Regions from separate parts of the Homo sapiens genome. Here region 1 is linked to region 2. A link is a contact called in ENCODE Hi-C or POLR2A ChIA-PET data. All regions are on one chromosome and are shown on one strand. Each heading gives the region's core, a stretch centred on a gene start or an enhancer-like site at or near the end of the contact. The rest is flanking DNA. Distances are from core to core; before and after follow the strand shown. Region 1 overlaps RXRA (retinoid X receptor alpha). Region 2 overlaps RXRA (retinoid X receptor alpha).

What was found. A loop is a pair of places that touch in the nucleus more often than their neighbours do. ChIA-PET counts read pairs that join two places held with the same protein, here RNA polymerase II (POLR2A). Pooled maps may share reads with other maps.
Region 1: a map of ovary shows a loop between it and region 2 (2.2-fold over the local background). The contact joins two enhancer-like sites. A Hi-C loop is called at or near these places in 35 of 168 maps with a recorded cell type or tissue (GM12878, HepG2, MCF 10A and 23 more), 5 of 37 single-sample maps with no recorded cell type and 28 of 50 pooled maps. POLR2A ChIA-PET finds 5 or more read pairs at or near these places in 3 of 52 experiments (MCF 10A, PC-9 and activated CD4-positive, alpha-beta memory T cell).

What each region holds. Positions count from the first base shown.
Region 1 is chr9:134,418,483-134,425,382 of GRCh38, reverse strand. It overlaps RXRA (retinoid X receptor alpha), which reads right to left. Exons shown (of 10, transcript NM_002957.6): 6 at 3,578-3,707. Among named protein-coding and RNA genes, the nearest start is that of MIR4669, 43 kb to the right of the region's middle. RefSeq lists an enhancer at 3,820-4,320. Within about 2 kb of position 2,507, at least 11 of the 41 ENCODE cell types and tissues checked have a DNase peak (open chromatin) inside an H3K27ac peak, as active enhancers do; they include psoas muscle and right lobe of liver, where a contact is called at or near this core.
Region 2 is chr9:134,376,915-134,383,675 of GRCh38, reverse strand. All of the region lies in intron 1 of RXRA (retinoid X receptor alpha), which reads right to left. MIR4669 (microRNA 4669) reads right to left here and starts at 4,265; the gene lies at 4,204-4,265. RefSeq lists a silencer at 1,172-1,281 and enhancers at 1,842-1,941, 3,600-4,391, 4,392-5,183, 5,184-5,975. Within about 2 kb of position 1,422, at least 9 of the 41 ENCODE cell types and tissues checked have a DNase peak (open chromatin) inside an H3K27ac peak, as active enhancers do; they include psoas muscle and right lobe of liver, where a contact is called at or near this core.

The DNA of each region.
Region 1 (6,900 bases), core at 1,258-3,757, 41 kb before region 2:
AGTTTACTCATCTGACAAACACAAGGGTCAGGGTGTGACCCAGAGCTTCCATGGAACAAGCCAAAACTCTTCATTTTAATGCTTTATTTCTGAAGGCCTCCTGGACGGGTAGGGCAGCAGCCCACCCCAAGGAAGGGGCCCTACCCCACAGGAGCAGACACGTGTGACATCAACCTCCCACAGCCTGGCTGGAATCCTCCACCAGTTTCTGGGCCCCTGCAGGGCTGTGGCCACTGCACCCCCACTCAGTGTCACCGCGAGCCACAGGTGGACACTCCCCGGAGTGAGCAGAGACCTTGGGCCTTGAACCTGCATGGCCAATGGCTCTCACGATGGTGGGAATTGCAGGTCTGGGCACCCATTCCCATCGTTGCTGTCGCCCAGCGGAAGTGACCTCCCCCACCAGCACTGGGAACACAGTGGGAGGGCCTAGCACAGGGACATAATGGGGGAGCACTCAGTGGCCCTGGCACCTGCCGGAGCTGGGCGGGGCCTCACCTCTGCCACTGCCTCCTGCCAGAAGAAAACCCAGCAGGATCACCCCTGGTCCCCAGTCAGGCTACAGCCATGGATCCTGACCTGAGCCCCCTGGAGGGGGACAGAGTCCTTCAGCCAACACCAGCCAGGCACAGTGTATCCTTGGAGTTAACCCAGGTCCTCTCCAGCCACCTGGCCAGTGCAGGCTTCAAACTCCAGTGTTCCACATCTGAATTGGACGTGTGCTTCAGTGGACCTTACTGGGGCTTGGGGAGACCACCTGATGGGTGAGCTGCTGGCCCCGGCAGACAGAACACACAAGGACACTGAGGCACAGAGAGTAAGTGACTCAGCCAAGGTCAGCTGCTCGTGGGTAGTGGGGCTGGGACTCATGCCGGAAATGCAGCTTCAGACCTCACCATGCGGCCCTCGAAGCCAGAAGCATGCATGAGCAGGGCCCACTGGAGACAGGTCAGCAAGGACCTCAGTGGGCGCCCAGGGGGAGGTCAGGCTGGGAGTCCCACTCAGAGACATGCAGCCGCAGAGATCTCCCGGAAAGAGCCGCTGGGCAGGAGCAGAGGCCACCCTCGCAGAGATGCCACGGGATGGCTTTCCAGGCATCCTAGAAGGGCCTGGGGACTCATGGCACCAGGGCTCTGGGCTAAGGGAAGGGCCTTGCGGGGAGCCCCCACCTGACAGCTGCAGGGAGACCACAGGCAGGTGCCCACCTAAGAGGGACAGCCACAGAAACCCTCTAACCTCAGCACTGCACTCCACCACGACCACCCCACGCAGGCCCTCAGCACCGCACTCCACCACGAACACCCCACACAGGCTGAGGCTGGAGCCAGAAGCTGCCAGAACATGGGACCACAGGGCCAGGCACCACACAAACATGGCGACGGACACAGCCATCCAACCCGACTCGGACCTCCGCCAGGCCCCCAGCGCACAACCATCTGGGATCCCCAGGAAAAGAGCTGCGTGCGGCCAGCTGTTCTCTGGATCGGTCTGGTGGGTTGGGGTGGGGTGGGAGCACCGCCCTCTCTCAGCAAAAGCCTTGGCTATCTCTCCAAGGACCACTGGGGTCAGGCAGGCCTGCAGCTGGCAAAGCCAGGGGCTCTGAACCGAGGGTTCTGGGGGAGCCCCTGCAAACAAGGGCAGGGTTCCCTTGGCAGGCGGAATACTCACCATACCCTGAAAGAAGTCTGAGCCCGCAACGGCAGACAGCCACATGCCTCAGGCCCAGAGGGGCAAGGACCCACCAGACACGAGGCCAGCGGGATTAAGTCAAGGACTTTGAGATGGGAGATTATCCTGGCTCCTCCGGCGGGGCCCAGTATGGCCAGAAGAGTCCTTCCAGGAGGGTGGCGACGGCGCCAGGCCCTATACACACAGCCTGTGTGGTCACAGCCCTGACCCAAGCAACTTCCAGAACATTCCCTGCTTCACAGGGAGCCCGTCTCTGGCTGTGTCTTCTCCACTTGCCACTTAGGAGCCGCCTTGTATGGGCTGAGGCTCCCCAGTCGGGCTGAGGCGGCGGAGCCCACAGTGCGGTAGCGGGCCTCTAGGCAGCTGGGACACCCGGCCCTAAGGGAGCTTGGCTTCTTGGGCCCAGGGGGACATGGGACAGTGACCAGCACCATCGTCGGGCAGTGAGGGCAGACCTGGGCACCCAACGTGTTGCTTCACCAGCAGGAAACTCCACTAACAGCCTGGCCTCACAGCTACCCCGGCTGACTCGGCAAGAACCAGCCCCAGTCAGCACGCCCCTCACACCCCCTTTCCAGGTGGGGGACCAGCTTTGCGGGGGGCCTGCCCCATCCAGGCTTCCACTGCCAACCTGACCCCAAAACCCCAAAGCTGAGCTCCCAGCCACCGTCCTGGCCGCCGCATGGCATCACGGGGAGTGTGATGCGCGTGGAGCAGGCATTTCTGTGCAGTGGCTCTGTGCACCACCATTACCGCATGGAAAGAGAGCTGCGGCCTTGGAGTGGGAGGAGAAGGGCAGAGAGCACGTGGCTCTCCTGGGCAGCCCCTGGAACACAGCCAGCCTCCCTCTCCAGAGCCCCCAAACCTCCACCGACAGCCCATTACCTCTCTGAAGGCCACTGAGAGACCCCGCATGGTACACCTCCTTATGAGGGATGGAGGGAAACTGAGGCCCCAGGCCCTTCCCCCAACAGTCCCATAGAGTACATAGGAGGTCCCAGGACGGGGGAGTGTCCCGGGAGTGGGGAGTGTCCGGGGAGTGGGGAGTGTCCGGGGAGAGGGGAGTGTCCCGGGAGTGGGGAGCGTCCTGGGAGCGGGGAGTGTCCCGGGAGAGGGGAGTGTCCCGGGAGTGGGGACTGTCCCAGGAGGGGGGAGTGTCCCGGAAGGGGGGAGTGTCCCGGGAGAGGGGAGTGTCCTGGGAGGGGGGAGTGTCCCGGTAGCAGGGAGTGTGTCCCGGGAGTAGGGAGTGTCTAGGGAGAGGGGAGCGTCCAGGGAGAGTGGAATGTCACGGGACGGGGGAGTGTCCCGGGAGGGGGGAGTGTCCCGGTAGCGGGGAGTGTGTCCCGGGAGGGGGTAGTGTCCCAGGAGTGGGGAGTGTCCCGGGAAAGGGGAGCGTCCCAGGAAGTAGGAGTGTGTCCTGGGAGCGGGGAGCGTCCTGGGAGATGGGAGCATCCCAGGAGTGGGGAGTATGTCCCAGGAGGGGGAAGTGTGTCCCTGGAGGGGGAAGTGTGTCCCAGGAGGGGGAAGTGTGTCCCAGGAGGGGGAAGTGTGTCCCAGGAGTGGGGAGTGTCCCGGGAGGTAGAAGTGTGTCCCAGGAGTCGGGAGTGTCCTGGGAGAGGGGAGCGTCCTGGGAGAGGGGAGCGTCCTGGGAGATGGGAGCATCCAGGGAGGGGGGAGTGTGTTCCGGGAAGGGGGAGTGTCCCGGGAGGTAGGAGTGTGTCCCAGGAGAGGGGAGTGTCCCGGGAGGTAGGAGTGGGTCCTGGGAGGGGGGAGTGTCCCAGGACAGGGGAGTGTCCCGGGAGTGCGGAGTATCCCGGGAGGGGGGAGTGTCCTGGTACGTGTCCCATCTGCATGGCATCCCCATCCCCACCTAGGCCTCGCCACTCACCTGCCCGCAGCAGGATGACCTGGTCGTCCAGGGGCAGCTCTGAGAAGTGTGGGATCCGCTTGGCCCACTCCACCAGGGTGAAAAGCTGTTTGTCGGCTGCTTGGCAAATGTTGGTGACAGGGTCGTTCGGCTGCAGTGGAGGAAGAAGAGCAGGACATTCAGTCCCAGAAGCCAGTGTACTGACCAAACACAGCCCAGACCAGGCCCTGCCACACGCTGGGCCCATGCAGGACGCTGAATACGGCCCCCAAAGATGCCCAGGCCCCAATCCCCAGAACCTGGGACTATGCGACCTTGCATGGCACATGGGGCTTGGCAGAGGTGATTAGGTGTGGCCTGATATTGGGAGGTAAGCCTGCACCACTGGGGGGACCCAGGGTCATTGCAAGGGGTCTATGAGAGGGAGGCAGGAGGGTCAGAGGAAGAGATGAGATCACAGACGCTGGGGCCCAAGGGGAGAGAGACACTGCTGGGTTTGAAGGTGGAGGAAGAGGCCACAAGCCAAGGAATGTGCCAGAAGCAGAGGCCAGGGCAGACTCCCCAGCAGAGCCTCCAGGAGCCAGCCGGCAGGCACCTTGATGTCAGCCCGGCAAGACTGCTTTTGGCTCTCTGGCCACAGAACAGTCATATAATAAAATGTGTGTTGTTTCCAGCCACTGGGTTACAGCAGGACGCACGAGTCTCTCCCACAGCTCTGGAAGGCAGGTGCGGCGAGCTGACGAAACTGGATATGGGCAGCACTGGAGCAGGGTGGGACCAACCACCTTCATCTCTGATGGCCAAGGTGGCCCACGCTGGGGACAGGGCTGGCCTCTCACGTTCCATCAGGCATGGATGTGGGAGCTCAGGAGGGCAGGAGCCTCGGCTGAGATACCAGGCCCCAGGCACAGAGAGAGCAGCATTCACGGCTCCTTTGGAAAGTCCTAGCCGGAAGGGGGCCATTCAGTCTCACAGATGAGGGGACCCAGGCAGCCTTGAACAGGGCAGGAGGGGAGGCCCCTCCTCAGCTCCTGGCAGGTGGGGCTTGGGTCACGGACCTTCTGTGTCCTGAGCAATGGGAACTCAGATGACGGCCCCCTCAGTGGTGCCGCTGCAGGAATAACGACTGTGAATAGGATTCGGGGATCCCTCACTTCAGGGCATCTGCCAAGGAGAAAAATGCCTCCCTTTGAAGAGCTTCCACCAACAGCAACCATCTGCTCATCAGAGACGTGCAGCCTAAACGCAGCGCCCGGCGGGAAAGGCCTCTGAGGGCGGAGTGAGAAGGCCCCCGAGGAATGGCACAGAGACTCGCCAGGACCCTCGGAAGAGGGCAGGGCAGCCCTTGGGGGCCCGAGCCAGAAGGGGTATACACAGGGGTGGGATCCCTCGGCTGAGTGGGGTTGACCACAGTCTACACAGACTCACTCATTCCTCCACAAACCTTCCATCAGCAGCAGCCACAGCCCCCAGCACTCACAGGGCTCCCGGATCTGTGCACAGCGCCCCCCAGGCCTGCCACAGCCAGGCTGGCTTCTTAGCCTCAGCCTCTCCTTCTGTCACGCTGGGGGCTGAAAGGGGCCCATCCTTCTCGCCTGCCCATCGGCTGCAGGGTATCCCTGAGAAAGGATGAAGCAGGCCTGGCAGGGGCGGGGGGATATGGGAACCAGCCCCGAGCACCGTGTCTGCAGCAGTGGCTCTGCTGGGGATCCTTGTACCCAGGAACTTCCCAGCCACTAGCCGGCCACTCTCGGAAGCCAAGACGGGGCCCAGAGCAGGCCCAGGTGACAGGCTGGTGCCATGGGTAGGAAGGAGAGCCTCAAGCCCTCCTGGGCTGGCTGGGACCTCTGCAGGAGTGGGCACACGGGTCACCATCTGTCATGTGCCTGCAGTGTGCACAGCCGGCCACAGGGAGCAGAATGTGGCAGGCTGGAGAGCCAGGAGGCCGGAGCGGAGGAGGAGGCACACTCCCGGCAGGTGTGAGGCTCTCGCTCCAGTACCAGCAGGGCTAGGCCTGGAGGGGGTCCCCTAGGTAGGGAGGGATAGTGCAGGATCCTGGCTCCACCTCCCTGTGTGGCCTGGGGAAAGGATTAACCTCTGTGAGCCTCCCATTCTCGCCTGGAGATCCAACGTGCCTCATGTAACAGTAGGCGTGTGATGGGCTCTACTCCTGCCTAGAAGTGTCCACAGGACCCGCCCAGGCCCTGCCCCGCGCTGGGGAGAAACCAGGCACCAGGACCGTGACGCTGGGCAGGTCGCCCCCTCTCTGGACCTCAGTTTGCCCATCTGAGAGAAGGGGCCCAGTGAGCGGTTCTGGAAGTTGGACCCAGGCCAGTCCACAGAGGAGCGTTCAGTGTGAGATGAGACAGAGCAGGGAGTGAGCGGGCACAGAGAGACCCCCTCCCCGTGGAAGACGTGTCCTTTATCCCCAGCGAGCCCTGCCTGCCTCTGTGGTTCTAAACTCCCTGAACTTTCAGGCAGTGGCGGAGACAGCAGATGGCAGATTCCCCCCCAAATAATGTCCTTCACGAAATAAAAACTTGGCAGCCCTTTGTGCATCTGCCAAACTTGCTTTTGGATTTTCTGCTGGATCATGAAACCCTCACAGCCACCCTCCCTCCCCTGCCCTCCGCGAGGCTGGTGAGGCGGGAGCAGGGCAGGGCATGCGTGCAGACCAGCCAGGGCTGGGGGTGGGTCTGTGCCTGTCACTCAAGGGGAGGGTTTCTCCGGAAAGAACGGTGCCTGCTGTCGGGGTCCCATTCATCTTCCCCCAAGCTGGGCAGCCCCAGCCCCCAGCCAGAGTAGAGGTCTGAGCAGAGCCGGGGACGTGGGGGCACCAGGTTGTCCTATCCAGAAAGGGCAGGGAAGCAGGGTGGCCCTGACCCAGCCACGGGGCCTCAGACAAGAGCAGACCCCCACCCTCAGACAGGCAGAGGCAGTGGGGATGCCGGCCTTGTGTGAGTGCCAACGAGCAGGGTGGGGTCGCTGTCCTTGACCGAAGCTGGTGGTGAGGAGCAGCACAGCCATCACCAGCAGCCTCGTGGGGGCAGAAATTAACCCACCACACACCTTACCCTGTGAACACACCTCACCCTGTGGTGGCCAGTGCCAGGGGCCACAGAGAAAAGATCAGGTGCTCTCAGCCCACATCACAGGGGCAGTCCCCACCCTGGCAGGGGCACAGATGAAGGCCGGAGGTACCTCAGCTGAGACCAAAGCCTGGGGAAGAGCCAGAGGGCCCAGTTCCAGGCCACGTGAGCTGCAAGCACGAAGGCCCTGGGGGGTGGGGAGACAGTGACCTGCAGGGCGCACCCAGCACGGAGGGCAGGCTGGTGTGCCTGGGC
Region 2 (6,761 bases), core at 173-2,672:
GGTGGTCAGCTGTGACCCCCAGATCCTCGCCAGCTGCCTGAGGGCCTGGTTCCCAGAGTGGGGCGGGGAGTGGGAGGTGCGAAGCCTCTGTGGGTTCTTCCGGCCCTCACCCCATCAATGCGCTTCATTTATGCCCAACAAGCCTCACTGACAGCTAAGTGGTGCGGTCTCATGAGACTCGGAATGAGGGTCCGTGTCCCCATCCTACCCCTGCCCCAGGGTTGACCTCAGCCCCAGAGGGGACAGGCAAGGTCCAAGACTGCAGGGCCCCTCACAGAGCCAGCACAGACTGACCTCCCACCTCAGCAGGTCTGGTGCTGGCCCCTGGACACATCCTGACCTGCAACAGGCTCCCAGCCCGCCACACCCACTCAGGCCACACAAGACAGCCCCACCTCCATCCTGCCTCACCCTGACATGGCTCATCAGTGAGACAAAGACCCCCAGAGCAAGTCCAGCTGACCAGCTGCTCAGCCCTCTGGGGTGAAGCGGCCTGGGCTCTCGGCCCCTCATGGCCCCCCTGTGTGTGCTGACACTGGGGAAGCCTCTGGCAGGACATGGCTTAGATGGGCCCACCCTGTCTGTCCCCACAGTGTGCACACACACAGCCACATCTGCCCAATCACCCACAGCATGTGATCCCAGCAGCCCAGGGGCATAGCCAGGTGGCTCCAGTCCCACTGCAGCCCCTTCTGGGCCCTTCAGCCAGGGTCTCGCTAACCAGGTCCTGTCCAGACAGCCCGAAGCTACGCCTGCATTCGGCACGCTCCAAGAACTCGACAGGTGCTGCGCCCAGCACCGGGGCAGAGTCCACACTCGCCGAACGCTGCTCTCAGGTGGGCAGGGCCTCCCCAGCCAAAGCCAGAGGCCACCCCGGACCAGCTCTCAGGCACATGTCTTCCCAGCTCAGAGACGGCAACGCCACAGACCAGGGCCTCCCAGAGACCCGGCTGTTACATAGTTAGCTGCCCACCCTCATACTGCCCACTCAGGCCTCAGCACCCCACCCTGGATAACTGGAGGGGCTGATTCGTAACCCAAAAGGCCCCTCCCTCGTGAATCCACACCCCAGCACCCCATGAATCCCACACACCTACTGCTCCATCAGTGCACAGAGGCCCATGGTGTCCAGTCCCCAGCCTCTGGTCCACCTTGCCAGTCCAGCAAAGCCAAGACAGCAGCCAGGGGCTTTCTCGCAGGACCGGCTGCAAGGGCAGGACTTCCTACCAGCTGCCCTGGCCCCGCCCCAGCCCCCAGCTCTGGTCTCCTCAGCACCCAGCTCCTGGCCCCCACTGTCTCCCCAGGCCTCACTCCTCCCAGCCAAGGTGCTAAAGGCCTGAGCTTGGGTCCCAGCCAGAGCCCTCCGAGCCCAGTCAAAAGCGCACACACACACACACACACACACACCACCCAAACCTCTTCCTTCCTCCCCACATGCGGCCGGCCACAGGGGCAGCAGCAGGCGGGGAGGCAGACGCCAGCCCAGGGGGAGGGTAACCTTACCTCCCAGCATCTACACCTTGGCTCAGCCCACTGCCCTGCGCCCCCCCACATCCTGGCAGGGCATGTGTGCATCTTGGTGGGGTGGGAGGGTCCTCATTACAGAGACCAAAGTGCCCAGCTGGCCCGCTGGCCTCTCCCAAACTCCTGGGTCCAGGGACAGAAGGAGAGGAGGAGACGTGGGGAGGGCACACTGACTGCTACACCGAGGGAGCGGTGGCTTCACCTGCCCACAGGTACAGTTTTCATCACCACCTGAGCAGCCCCCACCGGGAGGCTGCATCCAACTCATCCTGTGGGCCCCACACACCAAAGGCACCTTGTGGCCACTTCACGACGGAGCACCTAAGGTGCAGTGCGCCCCTGCTGGGCACCCCGGGGAGGTCGGGGCTAATTTGCAGTGAAGCCCCTTCAAAGCCCTAACCAGGGCCGCTGAAGAAAATAGGCAGAACCAGGAGGCCCCACCCCCAAGTCCACCTGAGGGGCTCTGTCATTCACTTGCCTACCTGCCGGCCAGATCCCTCAAGGCCAGCACCACCCTCTGTACCAGAGGGGCCTTGTGGCCATGGAGGAGGGAGAAGGGCGGGCGCCACATAGACCATGGTGTCCTGCCCCACCCAGCCCCCACCATCTCCACCAGCCCCTCTCAGCCCTGGGCCTGGCCCTTACAGCACACACAATCATTCCCTCTGCGTCTTCCTACCAGGGACACCTCCTCCAGGAAGCCTTCCCTCTCCCGCTCAGACAGTTAGAAGATCCAACAGGGCCCAGCCCTGAGAGACGGCCCTGAGAGAGCCCCTCTCAGCACTCTGCCCCAGCGCGGTCAGCACTAGCTAAGGTCTGAGCTCAACTCCTCCAGACAGGGCTCTACCAGCAGGTGAGGCCAGCTGCATCCCTGGACCCAGCCCCCAGCCCAGGCCGGGCAACCTGGCCACGCACTCCCATACGCCTGCCTCTTCAAAGCCTCTGCAGCTCCAAGATCTCCCTCCCCAGGGTCCCCCTCTCCAGGGCCTCCCTCAACCCTCCCAGCCCATGTCTGTCCTTCCTCAAATCAGTGCCCACCGCAGGCTCTGACAGCAGCAACTGGGGCTCAGAGAAGGAAAACCCCTTGTCCGGGTCACAGAGCTGGCCTGAGGCCCCACCGGGTTCAGACTCAGTCTCTGACTGGGCCCTGCACCTCCTGCCCGCTGGGGCCACATTTCCCCAGTACAGTGAGGGGCACCCCCTGAACCCTCAGCTGCTGGGAGGGGTTCCCGGGGGCTCTGCTGTCTCTACTGCAGATTGACAGGGGGGGATCCGGCCATGGGTAGAAGGTGCCGTCTGCCTGCAGCTCAAAGCCCCTTACCTCAGGACGGGCAGCCCTGGATTCTGGAGGAGGCCTTTCCTCTGGCCTCAGACCTCGGCCAGACCCAGGTGCCGGGGAACTGGAAAGGTGCTTCATGAGGCTCGGTGGCCAGCTGCACTCCCCACCTGGCCCAGGAGCTGGGACAAGCCACAGCCAGGTGTCGTGGGGCAGCAATAGGAGGGCCAAGGCCTGGCCACAGAGGCAGCCACAGAGAGCAGGGACCCCATGGCACTAGGTCACCAACCCTTCCCAAGTCCAGTCCCTGGACACCCCAACCATCACACCGAGGGGCCCGTCCTGTCTACCTCCCAGCCTGCAGCCTCCTCCCAGGGGGGGCCGCCCACCTGACAGGCGGCATCTGCTCCTTGCAACCACTGGGTCATGGGAGGCTCCTCACTTCTCATGGCCACCCCAGCCCCTATCCGACCCCAGGCGAAGTCCCCAGCCCTGATCTGGCCCCTGGCTCCTGACCCAGGTTCTCCAGGAGAACCCGGGCAGGACCCCACCCTACCCCTGCCCCCAGGCCAAGCCACGGGCAGGCCAGCCTCAGCACGCCAGCTCACAGTGCCCCGGCCACCCCCACTCCCATCCTGGGATCGGCGTGACTCACGGGGCCGGCACGCCACCTCCGGCCTACACCGCGGGGGGCCACCCCCAACACACGCACCTGCCCTGACTTGCCGCTGGTGGACGGTGGCAGTGCCAAGGCCACACTTGGCCCTCAGGCGGCACGACTGACCACGACAACAGAGGGGCTGCAGGGGAGAGGGCAGGAAGATTGTGCTCAGGCAGGGGGCACAGAAAAGGGAGCCCCTGCTGGGCTTCAGTCCCTAATCCTGAAGCTCCGACAGCCCCGAGGCCTCCACCAACCCCCAGGGGAGCAGGCTGGGAGGCCAGAGTCTCAGACCCAGAGACCAGCAGGCCTCCAGGCTCTGCCATACTGGAGAGGGGGCTGGAGCCGCCAAGGCCAGATCCCAGGGCCACTGCCCCTCCCACACAAGGCCCCAGGGTTGGAGCTGGGGAAGACTGAGCTCCATCCTTAGGGGCAGCTGGGCCCAGGTCCCTACAGACCACAGGCACAGAGGGGCTGAGCTGGACCCACGAACCCGCCCAGGCTGGGCCTCAGGTTTTCTCATCCGCATACTGGGGCTGTCCTGCTACCTCCCAGGACCGCAGGGTGGGGTCAGAGAGGGGCTGGAGCAGGAGGGTGAGACCCTGCGGCTGTCAGGGAGCACAGGAGCATCACCCAAGGCCTGGAGCAAGCCCCCCATGAGGCCGAGCCACCAAGACCCTGGGCCACGGCCACTGGCAGTGCCTGCCACAGACGGTCAGTGATGGGCAGCGACTCGGTCCTGGGGGCCCTCCTCCACTTCCCGGACACAGACACAGATGCCTGGATGGCCAGGAAGTGAAGGGAGGCCCCATCTCAGGGTGCCCCAGAAGCAGCTCACCACAGGACAGCCAGCCTCCCCTCCCACTGTCTGTCACGGAGCCCCCAGCCCTCCTTCATCCCCACCCCATGCACAGGGCATCTGTGCCCTCGGCAACAGCTGTTGCTGATGGGGCAGGCCCGAGCCCCGCCCTCAGGGAGCCCACAGGGATCAGGAAAGGCCCAGTTAAGCACGGACAAGCAGGTCCAACCGAGAACAGCATAATTCCGGGTCCTGCTGTGCAGAGGAGGTGTGGTGGGGAGGAGCTATAAGGCTGGAGGAGCCGGGTGGCCCCACAGGCTGGGCTGCATCCCAGGAGCTCAGCTGGCAGGCAAGTGACCCAGCAGGAGCTGCATTTGCTGACTGACAAATGGGTGGCGGCTGAGGTCCACCCCCACCCTCAAGGAGGGAAGGCAAGAGACGTGTGTTCCCACCCGAGGACAGCAGCAGGACCTCTCTTCCGGGCACAGGATGAAGCAGGACAATCTGACTTGAGGAAACAAAACAAAGTCACAGCCAAGGATGGTCTGGCTCCTGCCCTCCAGGCTCCAGAGGCCGCTCCTGAAGCTGCCGGGACTCCTGCAGGCACCCCTACAAGGCTGGGGTGCTTCACAGCCTGGGGTCTGCGGGGGCAGCCTCCCTCGGCAAACCCCAACTCCAGGCTGCCTTTGGGAGCAACCGGACGGCACGCGCTGCCCAGGGTCAGAGCTCCCTACCCACCCCTCCTGTGACTCTGAGCGGCCGACCCAGCCTAATGGCCACAGTCCTGAGGCTGGCAGGGGCAGGGAGGGCCACCACTTCGGTACCTTCCCCAGGTACTGCTCCTTGGGGACAGGTGACAGGGGCCACAGCCTATTCCCTCGGCACCCAGGACCCTGCCTCTAAGCAAATAAACCAACAAGCATCCACATTTGCCTCCAGGCCACAGGACCCTTCGGGACCAGGCCAGCTCTGTTCACCAGCTGCGTTCTGGAGGCAGATGGCCACAGCCCTCTTGGGTGGCAAGGGTTAAACCACACAGTGGTAAGGACCCCGCACACAGGCGCTGGCCGGCACACACGCCTTCAGGTGGCGGCAGCAAGGCAGCAACACCAGCACCGGCCTGGCTCCCCAGCGCTGACCCAGCAGACAGAGAACTCGCCTCTCTGCCTAGGATGACAGCATCCAGCCAGGGACTCATCTCCCAGGAAGCAGCCGGGGTGGCCTGGCACTTCCAGAGCTCTGTGCCTTGCCTGTGCCCTCTGCCCCGGCCCTGCCCAGAACCCTGGGTGGCTGCCAGCTTCCTGCCGAGCTAGCTCCTCGTCGCCAGCCACAGTCATCGTGAAACCTGCTCGCCACCCAGGGCACCACTGTGCCCCCATGGCCACCACTCCAGGAGGACAGCACAGGGGCCAGGCCTGGGTGTGGCCGACGCTGAGCTGCACATAACCTGCCCCAGCTCGGCCCTTCCGCACACACCTGGATTCTCACAGCCCCTCCAAGGGGGGCAGAGCAGGAGGGTCCCCACTCAGCACCCCATCAGCTCACGCAACGTCCCCCATACTGGTTCTGATGGAGGTGGGTGTGGAGGGGGGCAGCGAGATGGCTTCCTGGGGACAGAAGCTGGTCTGCAGAGCACGAGGGTATGACAGATCAAAACGCACACACAGACGGTGGAAATCGGGCAGCAGCTGGAAGTCAGAATAAAAATGTTACATCTCTGCAAGAGTAGAGTGCTCCTCCCTGACCCCCACATCCAAACTGACCTCTGTTTTCATAAAGGCCAACAAGAGACAGAAGTGGTCCCGGAGAGGGAAGTTGGGAAAACGGATATCTCCGAGGGGTCGCGGGAGCTGGGGGTGTGGGTGTGCTGGCTGCAGGGCACACACACACGGAGACTTCACCCAGCTGTGCAGGAAGGACACGCATGCCTTCCCGAGCGGTGATGCCAGCACACGCAGGGCTGAGTTCTAAGGAGGGCCCAGCCCCACAACTGTGCTGGACACTGGGGACCCCTCCCATGCTCTGGGCCTCCCATGCTCCAGGCCTCCCATGCTCTGGGCCACCTGCCCTTGGTCAGGCAGTGATGGGGACAACGCCATCGCCTTCCATGTGGGACAGCATGTGGCCCAGGGAGGGCAGCCAGCTCGCCATCAAGGACCCAACACCCCTGGGGCTGGCGGAGATCAGTAACCCCAACACTGCCAGAGGCCCCCAGAAATGAAAGCGGAGCACAGACAGGGTGAGAATGGGTACTGTCAGTGCCCAGCACGGATGCAGCGAGCTTGGGGCTCCGTCCCCAAAGGCTGAGCAAGACTGGCCAGGTCCCCATTCCCAGTGCCAGCCCCTCACAGGGTCGGCCCCTAGGCCAGCAGTCACAGGGCTGCCAGGAAAACCCGGCTGACGGGTCAAGGACAGTGGGCGTGGCACAGGGCCAGGGCACACAATCGCACACTCAGCCAGTGAACACGTGGCCCAGAGGTCAGCCCAGCGACTGCCCGCCACAG